Regions from separate parts of the Homo sapiens genome. Here region 1 is linked to region 2. Evidence: read pairs that join two places in POLR2A ChIA-PET (ENCODE). Cell type or tissue: B cell. All regions are shown on one strand. Links, peaks and the distances in the headings refer to the core of each region. The heading gives the core; the rest is flanking DNA. Region 1 overlaps RIPOR2 (RHO family interacting cell polarization regulator 2). Region 2 overlaps GMNN (geminin DNA replication inhibitor).

Region 1 (11,196 bases), core at 6,159-11,158, 55 kb before region 2:
GTAACAAGATTTTAAACAAGTTTAAGCCTTTCAAAAACTGGCATTCGGCCCAGCATGGTGGCTCACGCCTGTAATCCCAGCACTTTGGGAGGCTGAGGTGGGTGGATCGCTTGAGCTCAGGCATTCAAGACCAGCCTGGCCAACATGGTCAAACCCTGCCTCTACTAAAAAATACAAAAATTAGCCAGGAATGGAGGCATGTGCATGTAGTCCCAGCTACTTGGGAGGCTGAGGTGAGAGGATCACTTGAACCCAGGAGGCAGAGGTTGCAGTTAGCCAAGATGGTGCCATTGCACTCCAGCCTGGGCAGCAGCAAACTCCATCTCAAAAACAAACAAACAAAAAATTGGCATTCAAGGAACTCAAAAGGATTTCAATGAATTTTACTAGAGCTACTTCTATTTGAAAGGTTCTCAGTCTTAGTTTATTATAATGTTTGTTAATTCTATAACACTTCGATAAAAAGATATCCTTAATTCACAGTCAGGAATACAATAAGTATTATATATTATACATTATGTCACCAGAGGATACACACACACATGCATGCACACACACATACATGGAACATCCTGCTCTTCACAGATGTATAAAACGAAGCTTTGAGTGTCAACAGAGGAAAGGATTAAAAGTCTTTGGGTTCATAATAATAATAATTGCATCGTTTTCATTGAATTAAAAAATGCAGGTGAAGGCTGAACATGGTAGCTCACACCTATAATCCCAGCACCTTGTGAGGCCAAGGCAGGTGGATTGCTTGAGCCCAGGAGTTCAAGACCAGCCTGGGCAACAAAGTGAGACCCCGTCTCTACAAAAAATTTAAAAATTACCCTGTTGTGGTGGTACACACTTGTGGTCCCAACTACCCAGGAGACTGAAGCAGGAGATCACTGAAGCCCAGGAGGTTGAGGCTGCAGTGAGTTATGATTGCACCACTGCAGTCCAGTCTGGACAACAGAGCAAGACCTTGTCTCAAAAAAAAAAAAAAAAAAAAAAAGGCAGGTGAAAAGGACCAGGCTAAACTCTGGTGGAGTTTTCAGGGAAAATGGGAAGATTGTATGGGGGAAATACACATGAAAACATGAACCAAAACACAAAGAGCTAACACAGCTATACACGCAACCGTTAACATAACATGTATATTCATGCTCATATGTTCATGTGCTACAGGTTGGGGGTTGTGGGCGAGAGTTGGTAGAGGTTTCACGTCATAATTTAAATAAGAACAAGGTTAGAAAACAACTGGATGGCTTTCCTGATAAAACCTTTTAGATAAATGCAAAGGTCCTCAGAGCGGCTGTTCCCATCTGGCCACAGCCCACCACAAGCCCATCCCACGTTTTCACTCTCTATCCTCTGCTGGGGCCCCTTGGAGCTTCTCAGTGTCCTCCAAATGCACCACCTCCTTTCAGGAGCTCATGTCTTTGCATGTTGTTCCTTCTAGAACGCACTTCCTCCGGTGCCTGCCCCCTACTTCACCATCTTCCACACTGAGCTCCAGGATTGGCTCTTTCACAGGCAGCAGCCACTCCCTCATTGGGGCCCTTCCCTCATGATGTCATCCCTCAGTTATAGCGTGTACACCATTGTACTGTTGTGTGCTTGTTGTTAGACTTGTCCCCTTGGTAGACTGCAAGTCCCCTTGGGCAGGGCATCTCAATTTATTCTCACTCAATATTTGCCACTTAAGTAGGTGGAAATTGAGCTTGAGTCTTGGAGTCTCAAGACAAATGGCTGGGAAGGACTTTGGAATTTGAATAAGAATCCTGACTACCCAATCTCCCTGCCATACCCAGTGTCTCCCACCTCCCTCTGTGCTGCCATGAGATGTGTGCACAGATCAGACAAAGCTGAGTGGAACCACATGGAGGGCCCATGGGTTCTAGAAGCCTAAGGAACCCCCATGGATGAGGTCTAGGGAGAAGGCTCCAGGCATCCTTCATCCCTCCCCTAAAAGATTCCTTTTATCTTTCCTAGAGACATAAGGTGTATATGAGGTGGGGGGTGCAAATACGGGAGGGAAGAAACTGAAATACACAAGCTTGGAGGGGAGGAAGAGGAGCACCAGAGCCCACCACACCAACAACATTGTGGACCACAGTTCAATAATCACTAATAGAGTAAAACATCCTCAGTTTGGGAGGTAAAGAGACAGAGCTTGTAGAGGTTACTCAAGTGTCCAGTGACACATCATTTCACTCGTCCTGTGGTTAAAGTAAGTCACCTTCCAACCATGCTACAACGGACAGTTTGGGTGCAACGAACTGCATGTGTCGGGATCTAGTGGCCTCAGATACAGCAGCAATGGGACCAGGGACCCAGCTGGAGGAGGAAGGGGAGCCTTTGTCTTCCCTTCTGCTCTTCACTGCATTTGCTGTAATGTTTTTATTTGCCGGGCTTATTCCCAGCAAATTTTGAGAATTTGTCAGTTTCTATATAATTAAAACAATTATTAGCATGATACTTACCATTTATTTACTTTAAAAACTGAATCTGGGATCTAAGAAAAATTAACCATTTTGGGCCAGGCGCGGTGGCTCACGCCTGTAATCCCAGCACTTTGGGAGGCTGAGGCAGGCGGATCACCTGAGGTCAGGAGTTTGAGACCACCCTGACCAACATGGCGAAATCCTGTCTCACTACAAAGAAAATACAAAAATTAGCTGGGGGCGTGGTGGCGCATGCCTGTAATCCTAGCTACTTGGGAGGCTGAGGCAGGAGAATCACTTGAACTCAGGAGGCCGAGGTTGCAGTGAGCTGAGATCGCACCATTGCCCTCCAGCCTGGGCAACAAAAGGGAAACTCTGTCTCAAAAAAAAAAAAAAGAAAAATTAACCATTTTGAAGGGGTTAATCTCAGTAACTCAAAAGCCCTTTCCACAGAGCAGCATTTGGCATTTAGGCATTATACACAGACCACAGCACAAGAGAGCTGACTTCAAAATAGAAATGCCTGAATAAATGAATGATCTTGGTTACCTGGATATTTCTGGCCTCTCTCTTCAGAGTTCTGCTTCATGAAGCACAGGGCGTACCTGTGACACCACCCAGGTCTGCTTGACAGATGACTTGGTGTTTCTAGGCAGCCTGAGAGCCCTGGGGTTTGCCTCCTGCAAGATTGATGTTCCATTTATTAGTCTTTTCCTTTTATTTCTAGAGAAGCTATGCAAATGTATGGCTGGCCTTGAATTATTTATGGTGTGGTTACTAAATTAATAAAACATTTTCCAGAGCTTGGGATTTGTGGGCAGAGATTTTCAAAAAAATAATTTTTGAGAATTGAAGCAGAACAAAACATCACAACTTTGGAACTAAATTGCATGGATGTTGGAAAGTTTTTTAAGATAGATGCCTAAATAGAAAAAGAAATTGGTAATGTTATTCATAACTATGGCTGCCAAATATTATGAGCTCTTGGAATTCAGAAAACAAGCCCCCTCCCCCCATGCAACCTTTTCTTTTGAAAAATGTCAAACCTTGAAACTATTGCCATGAACTTTCACCTAGATTCAACAATAGAAACAGTCCTTGATGGTCTGTTTTCTTTTGCCAGATACACACACACACACACACACACACACACACACACACACACACACACGGCATCAACAAATAAAATGCTAACATTCTGAAAGTTCTGGGTTTTTTCATTGTAATTGCCTTATATTCTGTCTGGAAATAAACCATGCCAAGCCAAATGCATCATTTGTATTGAAAATAATAATGAGGTATCTTTTATCTATAGTCAAATCTACCTGATGACATCTTTGAAAATGGAAAGGCAGCCGAGGAGAAAATGCCACTGTCGCTCAGCTTCAGTGACCTGCCCAACGGGGACTGCGCCCTCACCTCCCACTCAACAGGCTCCCCTTCCAACTCAACAAATCCAGAAATTACCATCACCCCTGCGGAGTTTAACCTCAGCAGCTTGGCCTCCCAGAATGAGGGTATGGATGACACCAGCTCAGCATCTTCCAGGAACTCCCTGGGAGAAGGCCAAGAGCCAAAGTCACACCTGAAGGAGGAAGACCCAGAGGAGCCCAGAAAACCTGCCTCGGCCCCATCTGAGGCTTGCCGCCGACAGTCCTCAGGTGCTGGGGCTGAGCACCTGTTCCTTGAGAATGATGTTGCAGAAGCACTTCTGCAAGAGTCTGAGGAGGCCTCTGAGCTCAAGCCTGTGGAACTGGACACTTCGGAAGGAAACATCACAAAGCAGCTGGTCAAGAGGCTCACATCTGCAGAGGTGCCAATGGCCACAGACAGGCTGCTCTCTGAGGGTTCTGTTGGTGGAGAATCTGAAGGCTGCAGATCCTTTCTAGATGGAAGCTTAGAGGATGCTTTTAATGGGCTTTTACTTGCATTAGAACCACATAAAGAGCAGTATAAAGAGTTTCAGGATCTGAACCAAGAAGTCATGAATTTGGATGATATTCTAAAAGTAAGTACCTTTTCAGAGAAATTGGATTAGGTTTGGAGAGAGGTGTCCTAAGCCAACATTCTATTTAAGATGAGGTATCATTTAAAAAAAAAATCCTGTCCAATCACAGGATTAATAGCTCATCATCATTTTAAATGGCACTAATATGCCAGTAGTGCATATTAAGTTTTATTTTCCAAACAACAGATCAACTTATCTAAATTGATTAGGATTTAAACAAAGAGCTCTAGAGAATGTTGAAATTCCCCCAGTCCCCAAGTTAATCATTTTAATCCCATATGTGAAGTAGAGGCACTTTGATGATTACAGTCTCACAGGCGTTACTGGATAGGATCCCTCTCAGGGGGTCGGGAAAGCAGGGAGCCCTTTGCCTGGTTGGAGTCAGAGTTATCCGTCCCATTGTGAGAGCCATGAGCCACTGCCTGCTGGAGGAGACTACCTGCTCTCACAATTGGTCCAAATAACCAAGTCAGAATCTCAGATTAATCATCAGCAAAATAATCATCCATTCTACTCTAGAGCGGGAGATCTACAGACTCTCCAGGGATACCCTCAATCCATAGGGATCAGACAGCCCAGGATGGAGGTGGGAGGGTAAGATGAGAAGGATGATTTCCTCGCAGGCGGGAGGTCCTGATAATGAGATCATTATTGCTGCATCAGAATGTATCTGTCTCCACCTGCATACAGATTAATTTTTTAAAAAACACTGCACAAGAAGACAGATTTGAATTGTTGTCCCAAATCTCACTGCTACTTCTTGTATTCTTTGCTGCTCTGATTTATATTGTCATATAAAAGAAAAGAGAACTCAGATCCTTTTTCTTAAAAGAGCAGTTCTTTGGGGACCTGGTCTGTAAAAAGGCTTGAAAGTAAGGTTGCAGGGGCAAGCCGAGAACCAACCCACAGAAAGCTGTTGCATCCCTTTCTAAGACTGTTTTCCTGGCTGGGCATGGTGGCTCACACCTGTAATCCCAGCATGTTGGAAGGCCAAGGCGGGCAGATGACTTGAGCCCAGGAGTTAGAGACCAGACCGGGCAACATGATGAAATCCCATCTCTACAAAAAATACAAAAATTAGCTGGGCATGGTGGCACACACCTGTAGTCCCAACTACTAGGGAGGCTGAGGTGGAAGAATCGCTTGAGCCAAGGAGGCAGAGGTTGTAGTGAGCCGAGATCACGTCACTGCACTCCAGCCTGGGTGAAAAAGTGAGACCCTGTCTCAAAAAAAAAAAAAAAAAATATGGTGATTGTTTTTATATGTAGCCTGCCCAGTGGCATCTGAAACTACATTTCCAAGGCTTTTTGACCATCTTATCCTTCTCTACTCAGTCTTGCTGACCTAACTCTGTAGGAGATTTGTGCCCCAGGCAGATGATAATTCAGGTCCTGACTCTCCAGGTCCTCAAATGCTCATGACAGATAGTTCAGTTGATGGCATAGCCTCCGAGAAACAGAAGGGCACTCTGAATCTACTTTCTGTAAAATATCAGTTCAAAACCATCAGCTCAGGGCTTGTATATGCAGGCTGCTTGTCTGGTATTCTACTAAACACCTATCTTTTCTGCAAAGTTGACCAGCTTTGCTTTGTGGGCAAAAGGTATTCATTTCAAAGAGCTAAGACACAAATTGATGCCATCTAAAGTGAATTCCTTAGAGAAATCCAGTAGTGATAGCAGCTCCCATTCCAGGCATCTAGGGTGATGGTAAGTAGCTCAATCCACAGGAAACACTAAGCATTATTAAAAACTGGTGATCAGAGACTTCTTTCCAGAGTATTATTTCAGTCTGCTGTTGTTCCAAAATTGTCCTGCTACTAAAATCCTCAACTGCCCCTTTCTTTGTCATGACCAATATTTAAACACATCTGTACTGTACAAGATAAAATTGTGCAGACACCTTGCTTAGGAAAAAAGACCCTAGAAGTAGGTGAAGTCAAGACCGACTCCCTGTCTCCCCCTGAGACTGCTGAAAACATCACTAGTGAGTGTGTTTAGGTCTGGGGCAAATGGCTTTGTATCCAGCCAGAATTAAAGCATCAGCTGGACAAAGCTTTCTCTTTTCTCCCTCCTTCACATTCCTAGGATGCTAAACACCTTGACGATCAGAAACTAAATGGTGCTGCCTCTTGGACGGAGATCACTGAGGGTGAATGAGACAACTGTGATTTAAAAGACCGAAAGACGTTTTCCCATGTGCTTTTGTGCCATCTTGAGTGTCAGAGACAGATCCCTGCAAGGCCCTTCCTACCTTGCGCTAAGAAATCAGCAAGGAGTGTCACCTAACTGGATGGAGGACATTTAGTGCTTCTAACTTGCAGAATTTGTCCCATTCGACCCACCCCAGCATCCTCTTGAATATTTGGAAATACTTCTCTCCAACTCTGTGCCCATAGCAACTGGCATTGTTTTGCTTGTAATGTTTCTGCATGTGGCCAGCATTATAGAATGCTCCAGGCCAGAGAATGGGATTGCTCCCATGATGCCAGGGCCTGGTCAGGGAAGTGGTGGGACTTGTTCCCTTTGAGGCAGAGCTCCAGAGGAAGCAGGGCTGCTTCTTGTCATGCCCAAGGCATTCATTCTTTCCTCAGTCCTCAGAGGAAAAATTATATGCTGTGAGCAGGTGCGGTGGCTCATGCCTGTAATCCCAACACTTTGGGAAGCCCAGGATTGCTGGAGCCCAAGAGTTCAAGACCGGTATGGTCAACATAGGGAGACCCTGTCTCTGCAATAAAAGAAAAAAATTAGCCTGGTGTGGTGGCACATGCCTGTGGTCTCAGCTACCTGGGAGGCTAAGGTGAGAGGATTGCTTAAGCCCGGGAGATTGAGGCTGCAGTGAGCTGTGATCACACCACTGCACTCCAGCCTGAGTGACAGAGCAAGACCTTGTCTCAAAAAAAAAAAAAAAAAAAAAAAAAAAAAAAAGATGCAGGGCTTCTTACCTAGGGAACATGGGCTAGGTGAATTTGAACCACTTCCTGTTTCTGGGATTTGTTTTGTTAGTCCTTTAGAGCAGATGCCTTAGATAGCTAGCGCCTTTTGTAAAACACCGAAGACATTGCCACTTGGAATTAGAGATTGGTCAGTATTCAGCATTGACTCACTGACTTAAAATTTGTCTGCTTGTGGTATTTTATTTTGGGGTGAGCACTAGGCAGAGGGATATAGCAGTTCTGTTTCCCAAGGCTTTGTGGTTGACATGGTTTTGTTTTTTGTTTTTTTTGTTTTTTTTCAACTTTTTGTTATAAAAATTTCAAACAGAAGTAGAGAAGATCCTCTAATGGATCCCAGTGTGCCCATCCCTCAACCTCCTCAGTGATCAACTCATGGCCAATCTTGTTTCCTATTCTTCAACCTGCTGACTTCCCTCTGGATTCTTCTGCAACCAGTCCCAGATATTGTGCCATTTTATCCATGGTTGTACTTCTTTTTTGGATATAAAGATTTTTAAATGCATTTTTTAAATGCTAACAAAAAATAAAAACTTGAAACAAAAAAAAAAGTGTGGCATCTCCAATTGAGCATCGTGTGTCTGGTTTCTCTTTCCGGATATGTTGATGTTCTCCCTGGTGCCTTCTGCCTTTACAGTGCAAGCCAGCAGTAAGCCGCAGCAGGTCTTCCAGTTTAAGTCTCACAGTTGAAAGTGCTTTAGAAAGCTTTGATTTCCTGAACACCTCTGATTTTGACGAGGAGGAGGATGGTGATGAGGTTTGTAATGTTGGCGGAGGTGCTGACTCAGTATTTTCAGACACTGAGACTGAGAAACACAGGTAAGTCTGAAGTTAGTGTCTCCTTATATTTCTCCTGTCACAGCTGATACAGTAGTTCTTTGTTACTGTCAGAGGGGACCTGGTACACATTTCCAGGAAGATAAAACTCTCCACATGAGTGACCAGTTGGCTTACAGTTCCTTTTTATTGTCAAGTGCAATAAAAGGGTCAATATTATTCACCTCTTTTGGGTTGCTTAAGGGAAAATAAATATCTTTATATTTCCTCTTTATAAATAGAGAGGAAAATTTTGTATGAGAGTGTTTTATACAAGTACATGTGTACACATTTTTTTTTAAGACGTAGTCTTGCTCTGTCACCCAGGCTGGAGTGCAGTGGTGCGATCTCAGCTCACCACAACCTCCACCTCCCAGGTTCAAGCGATTCTCCTGCCTCAGCTTCCGGAGTAGCTGGGACTACAGGCACCCGCCACCACACCTGGCTAATTTTTGTATTTTTTTAGTAGAGACGGGGTTTCACCATGTTGGCCAAGCTGGTCTTGAACTCCTGACCTCAGGTGATCCACCCGCCTCAGCCTCCCAAAGTGCTGGGATTGCAGGTGTGAGCCACTATGCCCAGCCCTCACATGTGTCTTATAGGGTTCAGTGTCTACAACTTGACCCCATGTAATTAATTCCAAATTAACTAGGTATACACATTTCTGAAGAACTCTTACTGGATGACAAATTTGGGCCTGGTTCTCCCTGGCTTGCACTTTACTTCCACTGCCTTTGTTTTGTTGTGCTTCCCTTTCCCAACCCTTCATGTTTCCTTCAACCCAGTGAGTCTTTGCCAGAGATTGAGTTCATCAAGGCACGCATCCAAGTCAAGTTTAAGTCCCATGGTGCATATTTCTTGTAGAATGTAAGAGGGGATGACCAATGACTGCCACTGGTACTGCATGTCTCTAGGTGGAGAATGTGACCTTCTCTGGAAGCAACAGATGAAGGTGAAACATTGTCACCTTCACCGTCCGGTGTCCTCATGCAGCCAAATCATGTTTTGAGAACTAGAGCCTGGGGTCCAAATTTATAACTACATATAAAGCAAAATAAGCACAATGGAACATACCCACCTCCATCAATTGCTGTGAAAGAAAACACACTTTCCCAAAATGGGGGTGGATTGCCCGCTCATCTTTACCTTGGCACAATATGACGTAAATGGGTTTTCAAGTTACAGCAAGCTATGATTTCAACCTTCACAAATCTCCCTGAAAGATGCTAGTTTTTGTTTGTTGTTGTCCCTGAAGGGTTTCCTTTTTCAAAATAAAACCAGGAAAAAAAAAAACATGAGAACTTGAATTTACCCCATAAGCAATCTGGGGACATGGCAAAGAAAATTTATTAAATGAATGTAATGTTTAAATTATCCTACATTTGGCCAGGCATGATGGCTCATGCCTATAATCCCAGCACTTTGGGAAGCCAAGGCCAGAGGACTGCTTGAACTCAGTAGTTCAAGACCAGCCTGGGAAACATGGCAAAATGCCATCTCTACTAAAAATACAAAAGTTAGTTGGGTGTGGTGGTGCACACCTGTAGTCCCAGCTATGCGGGAGGCTGAGGTGGGAGGATTGCTTGAACCCAGGATGTCAAGGTGAGCTGAGATTGTACCACAGCACTCCAGCCTGGGCAACAGAGCGAGACCTTCTCTCAAATAAATAAATAAGGCCGGGAGTGGTGGCTCACTCCTGTAATCCCAGCACTTTGGGAAGCTGGAGGGTGAATCACTTGAGGTCAGAGTTCGAGACCAGCCTGATCAACATGGTGAAACCCCGTCTCTACTAAAAATACAAAAATTAGCCAGGCATGGTGGTGTACGCCTGTAGTCCTAGTTACTCAGGAGGCTGAGGTGGGAGAATGGCTTGAACCTGGGAGGTGGAGGTTGCAGTGAGTTGAGATCGAGCCACTGCACTCCAACCTGGGTGGCAGTGCGAGACTCCGTCTCAAAAAAAATAATAAAAATAAATTGTTCTGCCTTAATATTTTTTAGCTTGATAGAATTTGTGAAATACTTCTTATCCAAAAATTTTTCTGCATACTTGTTACCTTAAGCTGTTACAGGATGTAGCAAAGTCAGGCATCAATCTAAACTTTTTTTCTTCTTGCTATAAGAAACATTTTAACAAAAAAATATCACAAGCACAGGTTTTATAAATGTTATACATCATTGATATTAAATATGTCTAATTTGATCAATCTTATTATATGTCATCAGAAGTATTAGGGAAGAGAGAGAGACAGAGAGAGAGAGAGAGTGTGTGTGTGTGTGTGTGTGTATTTTAAATATGTATTGGCTGCTATGTGTGGACTGCCCAGACACAAACTGAGTGTTTTCCCCTTGGAGTCAAATGTGAATCAGAATCAGAATAAAGCATTCAAAGCCTCTAAGCTCTGGTGCTAATCTTTTTAAATTGTGGACACCAGAGAGTGTGAGGCTAGAAGCCCAAATCTTCCCTGTCCCGTCTAGCTGTGTGAACCAGGACACTCAAAATCTCTGCTAATCATGTGAAACAAGACCACTATTGCCACCCTCCCTAGTACGCAGGTTTAGTTTATGAATAAAATTAGATAATCAATGCAAGAGATTTTTTTAAATGTAGGTGCCTACCATGATATAACTTCATACAGTTCAACAAGGGGGTTTAAACAAAACGTCAGAGGCAGAACTAAGCGATTCCTCTGAATATTCAAACACCCTTTTTAACTTTTGTCCAGAGTAGAACATCATGTCTCTCTTCTTGGCAGCTTTCCTTTTTCCTTTTATTCAAGTAGCAGTTGATCTGAGGCCAGGAAAAAACCTTGGCAGATTATTTCTTAATGGTATTGCCTTTGGGAAACCACAAATATAGAGGACAATTTAATTCCAGAAAATTTGGCAGATCACCCTGTCAACAGAGCAGGAAAGTGCAACACATTCAAAATGAGGGCATGTTTCAAAGACTTCTGGGTGAAACTACTTCATAAGTGGTTCATTAGGCTTAAA
Region 2 (5,000 bases), core at 1-5,000:
TTCGGCAGTAAAATTCTCAACAGTCAAATATTAATGCATTTCATATACATGGCTTTGCATCCGTAGAGGAAGATACAGTTCCTTCAGCACACGTGCCAATTTCTGAGTCTTCCACTAGAGAATCCTCAACAGTTTCTTCTTCAGAATCAAATTCCTGATTATCCAGTGATTCAAAATTATCCAGAGGTTCACCATTCAGTCTCTTTTAAAGAATAAACCAATAATTTATTGTAAAAATGTTAAAACCTAAGCTGATCAGCATACTGATATAGCTGACCCGTATAGCATACTGATATAGCTATGAGATTTTTTTCATCTTGCCCCTCAATAAATTCATTTATAAACAGTATTATATCAAAGTCTCTACCATGCTAGATCATAGTCAGCAAAGTCAAAGTGTTTAATAATTTGTCTTTTTTTTTTAAAAAGCACTGAAATTATTTCAGAGTATAAACAGGTACTTCCCCAATCAGCTGCAAGGACAAGTAGGTGTTCTACATTTCCAATCAGCTGTGGACTAATTCTTTTAAGGCAGTTAAGACAGCTACCACAGTATCTCCAAATGAAAACTTCAAATATTAATTCTATCATGGATCTCAAATGTAAAAGGTCACAATTCAGTTACATGAAGTTTTGATTTGAAAAACTTTCTTCCTATCAGCAAGAAAAACTTTTTGCAAACATGAATAAATAAATCTTAAAACCTTTTTAAGGTCAAGTCTGATAAAGCAACACCAGGCTAATTCTTACAAACATATTAGCTACTTACAAAATGTTTTAAAGTCAGATAAAACCACAAAACTCATTTATTGTACAAATTATCAATTTTATAAATGACAGTAATGTCAAGCTGGTATTAAAATTAAAACTATCTAAAATGTGTCAACTATGAAATAATTTGCTATACATATTTTCCAGGGATAATTCCTTTTAATAACTCTACCAAAAAATATGGTCTTTTGCTTCATAACAATAATTAAGTTACTGAACTTTCACTCTGTGCAAGTACTCCTTGCAATTGTCCATCTATTGTAACTCATTTAATTCTCATAACAAGTCTATAAGGTAGGCATCATTACTCTCATTTTGTGGATGAGGAAGATGAAGCCCTGACCGGATAAACCCACTCTACCCAGCAAACTTAATGGTGTTAGGAAGGAAGTTAAGTCTTAAATCCAGGAAATCTGATTCCAGAGCCCTAACACTTCAAAGTGATCACACTACACTACCTCAACTTTATAGAAAAATACATAAATTTGAACCAGATAACTATTAAATTACCTACCTCTATTAGCTCTGCCATATACTGTACATGTTCTGCTACTTCTGCCAGTTCTTTATTCTCCTTTTTCAGGCGGGCAATTTCATTGTCCTTTTGTTCAATTTCTTTATGAAGCTGTATTACATAAATAAAGTTCAGTATTCCATAGATTTGCTATGCTATAAATCAAATTACATACCTCCAAGTATATAACATGGAGGACATGCAGCATAGAATTGACTCTCAACACAACGGGATTCATTTTGTATAATTGTCAAGAGCTGCCTTTTTACTTAAACTTTTCTTAAGCCAATACTAAAGCTAGCCCATATTGCTCTAATAAAATATGCTAAGCAGCAAAACAATCCTGGAATTTTTAAAAATGGTACAAATTATACTCAATACATACTTTCTCATTTTCCTTAAGTGCTTCATACAGCGCCTTTCTCCGTTTTTCTGCCACTTCCTTCCAATACTGAGAGGATGGATTTTCTAAAATAATATTTTAAATATAACTTTAAAAATCATTACTGTCAAAACCCAGTAATTTGTTTCAAAAAAATTTCCAATCTTAGTACCCCCATATTGTTTAGTAATACTCATTTTTAAAAGATTAAAGTTAAAAAATAAAATCAATATTATTCTATTTTCCCCAACATTTCCAAGATTTCAATCCTTCAGAATTACAACAAAAGTACAATACGTATATATCTTCCACCTAGATTATTAAAGATTTTTGCAATACATTTGTTTTGTGAGGTCGTGTCTTTTTATGTAACACTGACATTTTTACAAAGTCCAGATCAATTATTTTGTACACTGTCCTTAATTTTTTATTTCTGTCTCCATGATTAGATTCAAACTAAACATTTTTGGCAGGAATACTATATAAGTATAGTATAAGAATACTATATAAGTATGTATCCTCAGTATATCATCAAGAAGCACACGCCAATTTGTCATGATACTGGAGATGTTAAATTTGATCATTTGATTAAGATGCTATCTATCAGATTTCTGCCTTGTAAAGATAACTTTTTCCCTTAGTAATTAACTAATGATCTGTAGAGCAAAATATTTGAGACTGTGTCAATACCCTGTCCTCCAACAACTTTTTACCTAAGTTTAATTCCATTGATGATTGATGTTTCCGGCTTATATCTATTACTTCTACGGTGGATGGAAAACCAATTTTTTTTCACTTATGTAATTCCTTCTACAAGTAGTAGTTAGCATTATTCTGTAAATAAAAACTTTTCCTACCCCAATTTAAAAGAAAATTTATCAGTATAGACTCATATATCCTTTTTTATTCAATGTATTATAATCCATTCTTGACGTTATTCATTTTGATGCTCAAATTTTCCCAACTGTAGTCTGTGAGAATCCTTCCAAGATGACATGTGTTCTTTCAACATGTCCACCCGTTTTTGAGTACTTCCTTATTTTCTGTCAAAAGATAATCCATGATCACCCAAAGTTTCCCTGCCCCTGACCTGGAATCAGCAATTTCTCCATGGAACTTTAGTGAAGAATAGTGTTTATAAACCAAGAACTGGATACACGGTGTGCTCCTTTCTACAGAGGTGTAGTTTGTTTCTACCTGTTTAGGGGCAGTGCTAGGAAATGTAATACTTCAACATGTTATTCATTTGCTCAGTCCTAAAATATACACAACTTTTTTTTTTTTTTCAAAATTACACTAATACCACTGTCAACAAATATAATAAAGTTCAAACAACAAATGTAATAAAGTTTGGGATTTCTTCGCAGTTATTTTAATTTTTACCATGTATCGCAGAGGGTTACAAGGATAATGTGTTCCACCTGTGGTTATATTACCAACATGATATATAGTTATTTGTCTTGATATTTAACTTTAGCAGTTTATTTTAACTAATCCTTGATTTAATTTTTAACCTAATCAGATATGAGTGTCACAAATCCTGCTCTTCAATCTACAATATTTTTAAAGAGCTGCTTTATTTCTATCCAGTCAACCTTTCCTAATTTTGCCTAATAAAAATCCTACCATCTATTTCTCTTCTTCCTGTCTTCAAGGCAATTCAAAATGAGTCCAAATGTTACTGTGACCTTCAGCAAGTCAATTAACTTCTCTAGGCCTCAATTTTATCATCAGTACTTAACATTCAATGACCCATAATTCATACAGAAATAATAATCTTCCATAATGCTTACAAAACATCAGTTGCTTCTTCTTCTGATGTATACTACCATTCTATTAAAAACTAGTACTTATTATAGGCATAATTCTTCTCATTCATCTTTACTCTTCATCCATATTTTTATTGGTTTCCTTATGCCATACTCTCCTGGAATATTCAAATTCCTTTCATACCTCGAACTCATTATCTAAACATTTTTCTTCTAAAAAGCCTATTTCCAAGTCTTGTAAACCCCTACAAGGCAATCCAATTATCAGAGCTGTCATATTAATAACTATCCTTTCCCCCTACCCTTTTTTTTTCCTTCAGAGACCGGGTCTTGCCCTGTATCCCAGGCTGGAGTGCAGTGGTGCTATCATACATAGCTTATTGCGGCCACAAACTCCTAGGCTCAAGTGATCCTCCTGACTCAGCCTCCTGAGTAGCTGGGAATACAGGCACAAGCCACCATGCTCAGCTAATTTTTTCATACAGAGAGAGCCTCACTGTGTTGTCCAGGCTAGTCTCAAACTTCTAGACTCAAGCCATCCTCCTGCTTCAACCTCCTAAGCTACTGGGATTACAGGTGTGAGCCACTGCACTGGGCCTCCTTTTCCTAACATTTCATCCACACATGGATCTTGTCAAACAAATGGTCACATACAAAAACATTTATAGTGCTGTTATACTATCCCCAGATTACAGTAATTGGCAGAATTCATAATAGTATTAACAAATTTTTCCTTATATCATAATTTAAAATTAAGACAAAAGTTATCTATTTTTTCATACCTTTAATCATAAGATCAAATGACTCCTGGGTGACTCCTCCAAGATTTTTATTTTCACTAGATTCTGGGACAATAACCCCAGGGCTGGAAGTTGTAGATGTTAAGTGGTCATTCCGATGTTTCCTTTTGGACAAGCCTGCGGACAGCTATAATGAAAACACTTATCAACTGTATTTACTTTGATTTAATTAACAAGAAATTAGGTGGTTTTTCATTTATGTATTAAAAAAAGAGTACGCATATCTAACTTTTTCACATCTCTGGATCTTTAAAAAAGTTATACAATTAAAAATTCTACCAAAACATATAGTAACATTTTAGGAATTTTATTTGCAACAATTATTTTGGATTAGACTGGGGTCAAGAGCTTAGCTGAAATTATTTATTTATTTTTTAAAAAATTTTTTATTTTTATTTTTATTTTAGAGTCTCGCTCTGTCACCCAAGCTGGAGTGCAGTGGTGTGACCTCGGCTCACTGCAACCTCCACCTCCCAGGTTTAAGTGATTCTCCTGCCTCAAGCCTCCCAAGCAGCTGAGATTATAGGTGTGTGCCACCACGCCCGGCTAATTTTTTTGTACTTTTAGTAGAGATGGGGTTTCACCACGTTGGCCAGGCTTGTCTCAAGCTCCTGACCTCAGGCGATCCACCCACCTCGGCCTCCCTAAGTGCTGGGATAACAGGCGTGAGCCACTGCACCCGACGAACTTCTTAAATTGAACAATTAAAACCAAAATCACTTCTTTGGGAAATATATAATTGTGATTCCCAAATTATTTCCAAA

Evidence for each region. ChIA-PET counts read pairs that join two places held together with the same protein. Peaks named below come from ENCODE experiments on the same cell type or tissue, not always from the same donor. Only the 100,000 strongest peaks of a DNase experiment are listed, where the experiment ranks them.
Region 1: POLR2A ChIA-PET joins it to region 2 with 7 read pairs; 4 of 35 experiments call an interaction of 5 or more read pairs at or near these places.

Annotation. Positions count from the first base shown.
Region 1 is chr6:24,836,103-24,847,298 of GRCh38, reverse strand. RIPOR2 (RHO family interacting cell polarization regulator 2) reads left to right here. Exons shown (of 22, transcript NM_001286445.3): 13 at 3,745-4,437; 14 at 8,027-8,208. Among named protein-coding and RNA genes, the nearest start is that of ARMH2, 43 kb to the right of the region's middle. In B cell, for the core only: no CTCF peak of the experiment used is centred there; no DNase peak of the experiment used is centred there; H3K27ac peaks cover 2,164 bases.
Region 2 is chr6:24,780,840-24,785,839 of GRCh38, reverse strand. It overlaps GMNN (geminin DNA replication inhibitor), which reads right to left. Exons shown (of 7, transcript NM_015895.5): 4 at 4,219-4,363; 5 at 1,671-1,753; 6 at 1,286-1,396; 7 at 1-202. The coding sequence ends at 41. Among named protein-coding and RNA genes, the nearest start is that of GMNN, 8.4 kb to the right of the region's middle. In B cell, for the core only: no CTCF peak of the experiment used is centred there; no DNase peak of the experiment used is centred there.